2 separate regions of the Homo sapiens genome follow, and region 2 is linked to region 1. The links are chromatin contacts, found by Hi-C or POLR2A ChIA-PET in ENCODE. All regions are on one chromosome and are shown on one strand. Each heading gives the region's core, a stretch centred on a gene start or an enhancer-like site at or near the end of the contact. The rest is flanking DNA. Distances are from core to core; before and after follow the strand shown. Region 1 holds the start of OR5K1 (olfactory receptor family 5 subfamily K member 1). Region 2 has its middle 9.4 kb from the start of CLDND1-AS1.

What was found. Hi-C counts contacts between places; a loop is a spot of excess contacts on that map. ChIA-PET counts read pairs that join two places held with the same protein, here RNA polymerase II (POLR2A).
Region 2: a map with no recorded cell type shows a loop between it and region 1 (2.1-fold over the local background). The contact joins the enhancer-like site here to the promoter of OR5K1 in region 1. A Hi-C loop is called at or near these places in 2 of 37 single-sample maps with no recorded cell type. POLR2A ChIA-PET finds 5 or more read pairs at or near these places in 3 of 52 experiments (OCI-LY7, PC-3 and activated T-cell).

Annotation. Positions count from the first base shown.
Region 1 is chr3:98,461,289-98,464,806 of GRCh38, reverse strand. OR5K1 (olfactory receptor family 5 subfamily K member 1) reads right to left here and starts at 1,606. Exons shown (of 2, transcript NM_001004736.4): 1 at 1,500-1,606.
Region 2 is chr3:98,511,436-98,514,953 of GRCh38, reverse strand. No RefSeq gene overlaps it. Among named protein-coding and RNA genes, the nearest start is that of CLDND1-AS1, 9.4 kb to the left of the region's middle. Within about 2 kb of position 1,678, at least 5 of the 41 ENCODE cell types and tissues checked have a DNase peak (open chromatin) inside an H3K27ac peak, as active enhancers do; they include PC-3, where a contact is called at or near this core.

The DNA.
Region 1 (3,518 bases), core at 357-2,856:
TATTCAGGCATATGTCCACATCATGTGGTAATGCAATCTTAAGGTCACCTCCTCTATGGAAGCAATATCTCTTTGGTGTCAACTTTTACTCTTTCAAATGTCATGTGTTTTCACTGTATTCCTAGATTCTAGGGTGTTCACATTTATTAAAATTTTGGGATATTTTAAAAACTTTCATTATCTACTCATTATATGTACTTATAGACAAAGAGTTCTTACCTATCGGGGAGCATTTTGTTTCAATCTACCTTATTTATCTTTGTTACTTTGGGAATCATGTATTAATTGAACTGATAGTCATTGGATGCCTGCTTTATGCTACCTACTTGCTTTGAAAGGTTGACTGACCCTCCTAGATATTTCTAGATAGACAGTTTTCTGGATATTCATTGACCACAACTATACTCCGAAGTTTGGGAACAGAGGAAAACCATTTTGGAAAGATATAAGAAGATCTCTCCTTTTTGGTTTCTGAAGGTATTACTAACTTTCAAATCTCAGATTACTTGAAGTTGGTGTGTATATATATATTTTTTTAAAGTTTATTTTTTGAAACAGGGTCTTACTGTGTCGCCCAGGCTGGAGTGCAGAGGTACAGTCTTGGCTCACTGCAACCTCCACCTCCCAGGTTCAAGGGATTCTCCTGCCTCTGCCTACCAAGTATGAAATTACAGGCATGCGCCACCTGCTTGGCTATTTATTTTTTGTATTTTTAGCAGAGGTGGGGTTTCACCATGTTGGCTAGGCTGGTCTCAAACTCCTGACCTCAAGTGATCCTCCTGCCTCAGCCTCCCAAAGTGCTGAGATTACAGGCATGAGCCACTGCACCTGGCTGATGTACCTTTAAGATCAATATTTTTAAAATAACGTTTGAAACTTATGTAATTTGAATAACTTTTTCATTAACTGCCTTGCCCTTGCCAGCTTGAAGTTATATAATATAAAATTTCCTTCAGTTCACCCAGTTGTCCATTGGTCAGATAGAAATAAATTTTACATTGATATTTTATTTCTCTAAGAATAAAAAAGAAACTAGAACATTCCTCAAAATTATATTGGGATTTGAAAGACTGGTTTGAAATTATAGTCCTTACTTATATAATTTGTTTAATACATAGGAATGCCCAACACAAAAATTTTAAACTCTATTTCATTGTAGAGGTTAATAATTCATTTCATCAAGTTTATAAGTAATAGGACAAACTACATTATTCAAATAAGTTTCAAAGTCTTCATTAATGTATTCTGTTATTACTATAAAAGTGTGCTTTTATCTCTTGATATAAATTTAGACTTCTGTTGAATTCAGAAGTGATACAAATGAATGATAGTCATTTGTCTAAAGCTTACACAATAGACTTTAGATTTAAAAATAATTTAACCAGCTTAAAACATTGAAAAATTAGAGTTTTAAGAAAAAAACCTTAAATAACTTAGAGAAATAAACGTTTCATGTCATTAATATTTCTAGCAAAAATAAGTTTTAAATTCTTTCTCACCTGAATTTTCCCTGGTAAGAGTTTTAAAGGGGCCAGTAGGTTGCCTGATAACAGTTTTTAAAGTAGATCTCACAATTAAGCTCTATCTTCTTGATCATTTAGGAGAATAGTTTTACAAAGAGGTTGATGCCAATATTTATGTCACTGGTAGAGAATGGTTCAGATGTTCGAAATAATTCTAAAGGGATTTAGTTGGCATTGACTTCAGAGCACAGCCTGAGAGACCTAATCCTTTGAACATCAGAGACCTACTAAATTGTAAGAGCACAGTCTGAGAGATGCAATCCTCTGAACATCACAGACCTTACTCCTTTGAGACCTAAAGAGTAAGGCAAATTCCAATTTCTAAACAAATTTTAAGAGCCATGTTTTGGGCACACATTTACCTATGTAACAAACCTGCACATCCTACACATGTTTCCTGGAGCTTAAAATAAGATTTAAAGAAAACAGAAATGTTTTAATTTTTATTCATTTGAGTTTATACTATTTATCCTTACCACCAATCTGAACATAAGATCCTTAGTGGGAAGAAAAAATTCCCACTGCAGTGGTCAGCCAAGGCTTCATGGAGAAAGTGGGAACTGAGCTAGGATTGAGGGCCTCGGAGAGGCGATTGCTTGCTGTGATAAGAAGATGAAAGCGGCACGTTTCCCACCTCTTTTTAATGGCAATATTTAATTTGTAGAATCTTCCTTTGACATTTTATTCATAATGTTGCTAACTTTATACCTTAGTTACTAAAATAAACTTTAGAAAATTTCTTCCAAATCCAGAAGCAGCTGCATGAAAGCCTTCTTTCTTCATAATACCATCCCTCTTTCAGGACTCTCCTATCATTTTGATGTGTTTTTTTGTTTGTATGTTTGTTTCTTTCTTTTTTTTTTTTGATGGAGTTTCACTCTTGTTGCCCAGGCTAGAGTGCAATGGCAGATCTTGGCTCACTCCAACGTCTGCCTCCCAGGTTCAAGCGACTCTCCTGCCTCAGCTTCCCGAGTAGCTGGGATTACAGGCATGCACCACCATGCCTGGCTAATTTTGTATTTTTAGTAGAGACGGGGGTTTCTCCATGTTGATCAGGCTGGTCTTGAACTCCTGACTTCAAGTGATCTGCCCTCCTTGGCCTCCCAAAGTGCTGGGATTACAGGCATGAGCCACCACGCCCAGCCCACTTATGGTGCTATGACACCTACTGATTAACTGATTGCCCACCAATTTCAAGTGTCCATTTGTTTAGGAGAGCTCATCAGGATTTACTGGGGGAAAGCCTCCACCAAAGGAACAATGGAAGAATGACGAATATTGCTCCTACCCAGGAAACTATGTAGGGTCAGTGGAAAGATTCATAGGAGTCAGTGAAAAGAATCATGTAACTCATTTCTTGTTACTCTGATTTTCCTACAAATTTATGAAAATTTTTATGCTTTCTTTGAAATTATGTAAAGTCCTCATATTCAGAACTACAAATCAGCTTCCACTTATTGTATCATTTATTCACGAATTCATGTAGTAAATACTATACGGTGCCTACTTGTTACTGTCATAATTATAGATTCTGTTCTCATGGAACTTACATTCTAATCGAGGGGAGCAGGCAAGCATATATAAATAAATACATGAAGAAGAAAAAAGCAGAAATTACTAAGTGCTATGCTGGAGGTAAGATAGGGTGGATGTGATAAAGAATGCCTAGGAGTTACTTTAGATACAATGATTAGAAAACATGTATAGGAAAAGGTGAGCAGTCAAGCTGAGACATGAGTAGGAAGAAGTCAGCCATGGCAGATGGACACGGTAGGTTATGGAGGAGAGGCAGTGAAAATTCCTCAAGGCAGAAATCACCTATGCATATTTGAGGAACCCATAAAAGACAGACCACAGCTGTTGGTGATGGGATTGGAGACTTGATCTCTTTGGGTTTGTAACATAGATTATGAAATTTGTATTTTATTTTTAGAACAAATGAGAAGACTTGGGAGAGGGAGAGTATATTGGGAGAATATATTAGTTTCTTATTGC
Region 2 (3,518 bases), core at 429-2,928, 50 kb before region 1:
TTTTGGCAGCATGACATTTTTGTATTGGTCAGTTATTTTAAACAATGTCCCTGCCTCTTAATACCCCAGAGTTACATGGGAAGCTACTAGCACCATAACCCCTGGTGCTGCATTGTAGTTGGTATTTTTAGCATGTTGCAGGGTAGCTGAGGTTATCTTTCCTGCAAAGACTTTTTTTCTTTGGAATATATAGGGCTGTATTGTTCATTTAAATGTGAAACTGATTCTAATCAGGTTGAACCATATGAAACTGCAGATATTCAGCCATTTTTGATCAACCTAATAGATAAAATCAGTGGCAAGGCGAACCCTATTTAATCTTTGAAAGCAACCCCCAAAGTAAAAAATTAATTTTCAGATTTTTCAGAATGAATTTTTTTTTCTTTTGGGGTGGAGTTTCACTCTTGTTGCCCAGGCTGAGTGCAATGGTGCGATCTTGGCTCATCACAACCTTTGCCTCCTGGGTTCAAGCGATTCTCCTACCTCAGCCTCCCGAGTAGCTGGGATTACAGTCATGCACCACCATGCCCAGCTAATTTTGTATTTTTAGTAGAGATGGGGTTTCCCCATGTCGGCCAGGCTGGCCTTGAACTCTCGACCTCAGGCGATCCGCCCGCCTCGGCCTCTCAAAGTGCTGGGATTACAGGCATGGGCCACCATACCCGGCCTCAGAATGAATTTTGTGGCAGTTTAACAAATGTGTTTTAAGACTTTGATTTTATAGCTCCTAACTAAATGATGTGGGTAAATATCCTCTATGATTTTTAGCAAAAGACTCATTTCAAAATTTATTAAGTATAGCCATAAAACACAATTTGGCACAACAACAACAACAACAAAAAAGGAATTCTAGAATTTATTCAGATAACAGTGTGCCTTCTGTCTGCATCATATTACACTAGGATTTCAAATTTATAATCTAATGGGAATGTGTTAAAATTTTACCTGCTGTAGTTGTGTGTGTGCACATGCACACGTGCGTTAAGGGAGAGGATAGGGTTGACAATCACTCCTAGGTGAACTCATTTAGTCATATGATTTGAGAAGAATGAGATGACCACAAACCATATCAATTTAGTTTGTTTTTCCATTCCAGAAACATCACCAAATTGCAGACTAGCACAGTTAAAACCTATAGACCCTGTCATGTTCAATTGACTATAACATATATAGATCGGGCCATTTTAATACTTAGCCTTCATATAAACTTTCACCAAAAATGAAAACCTGTTAACCTAATTTTGCTGATTGAAAAACTTTCTTTTTTGTGAAATGGAGTCTCACTCCGTCACCCAGGTTGGAGTGCAGTGGCCCAATCTTGGCTCACTGCAACCTCCGCCTCCTGGGTTCAAGGGATTCTCCTGCCTCAGCCTACGGAGTAGCTGGGATTACAGGTGTGTGCCACCATGCCCAGCAACTTTTGTATTTTTAGTAGAGATGGGGTTTCACCATGTTGGCTAGGCTGGTCTCAAACTCCTGACCTCAAGTGACTCACCCACCTTGGCCTCCCAAAGTGCTGGGATGACAGGCGTGAGCCACTGCACACGGCCTGATTGCAAAACTTTCTGAAATTCTCTAGCAGCTAAAAGAGCAGTTAATGGGTGCAGCTCTGAAGATGCAAATTGTTATTTCACAAGCTTGATGCAGCTGTGTCCTGGCACAGATGGGTGGAGGCTTTTGTCCTCCTTTCAGCACTCTTCTCAAAGGGAACAGTGATTCATACCTTGAAAAGTGAGGAATAAACAAGGAAACGGATCTAAATTATTTTTCTACTGCTCATCAGGTGTTCTTATACTCCATCGTAATAAGATACATTTTTCCCTGGGGCCAAATTACATGCCATCATCCTGCAAATTCATGATGTGAAAATGCTCAATTGTAAAAAGAGTAACAATTATTTGCCCTATAGAAGAAGTTACCATAGAGTGATTACATTCTCTTCAGTGCCAGAATTTCTATTACTAGCATTACGTGTATACAAATATACATTATTTGACATATAAACATTTACATACTTTCAGCAAACTTCTATAAAAGCAAGATCCAATTTATATTACTTTGTATATTTGCAAAGGTTTAGAAATGTGAAATGAGAATTTTCTTTCTGCCGTACACCTTTTAAAATATCTGAGTTACTAAGTAATGTGTCATCTTTACTGGTCCAGTGTTAGTGTCTCAGTATGTGAGCTTTACCTCACCTGCCCTGCAGCCTTTCAGCCCCTCCCAGTCTTCCGCATTTTGTTCGTTTCTTTCCCCCCTTAGCTTGTATTGTCATTGTATGTTCACAAACATCTTTGGTTCTCTTGCTCCCATAATTTCCTATGACACCTCCCTTCGCAATCCTTAGCCCTATCTTCATAGACTGTGCTGTCCAGTTTTCTTAATCTTAAGATATCAAGGATGGCTGTTCAGAACTACTAAGTTGATTCTATAAAAAAGTATGCTGTTTGACTTCAACTGCTTTATAATTCTAAGCATCTCTAATTATTGATCTTTTAACACCCTGCCACACATTTTCCAAGTCTCTACAAATGTTAGTTGTTGGAAACCTTTATTCTTCCTGCTTAACTTCCATGGAAGGAGTTTATGCTCTCTTTTAGAAGGGAATACTGGAGTCAACTCTTGTAGTATCTCCCAGCCTTATTTGCTTCTCTATATAAAAGAAGAATGTATTATCTGGTTGGAGAGATTGCTGGAATCAGGGCATCCACAAGGAGCAGCATGGTATATGGTGGTTAAGTATTTAGCTTGGGAGACAGAATGCGAGCTTTGTAATCCCAGGTCTATCTTTTGTCTCTTAGCCTTTTTCCAAACACCGCTTTTCCCATCTGTGAAATGCTTTGATTATCATATGTCTCTTAGAGTTGTGATGAGGATTATGTAAATTGCTTAGCATAAAGTAGTCGCTCAAAAACTGCTAGTTATGACTGGCTGCATTGTGAGGGGTTGCCAAGCCTATAAAGTGGTGGCTCTTAGCCTAGGCTGCACATTGGAATTTCCTGGAGAACTTAAATGTTTTCATTCCAGAGAATCTGATTTAGTTGGCCTGGGCTATGGTCGGGTCATTGAAATTTTTAAAACCTTTCCAAGTGATTCCAATGGGCAGTTATATTTGAAAGCTATGTTTAAACGCAAGAAATAGGATTCTCTCTCTCCTAGGCAGATTATGAAAGAGTGGGCTGTGGAGTAAACAGACCTGGCTTGGTGTCTGCCTTCTAAAAGCCATTTCTCTACTGTGCTTTCCACACTCTTCTGTTGACTGGCTCTTTGTGACAGGTCCCAATCCATCCCACCTCTGATAGTTGGAGATGCGTATGAAGAGTCTGCTCTGCAGATCCAGTGCACCCCTGGTTCTCAGGTTCAGATTTGGCAGGATGTAATAGGAAGCCTTGTTTGTTTTGGCTTCAATTCCAAATTATTTTCTCTAATCCGGTACTTTCAGGGACCCTGTAATTTGAGGTCATTAGGCCTCTATAAAGAAAGTGAATATTCTTATCCCTGTCTGCTTATCAGTTCAT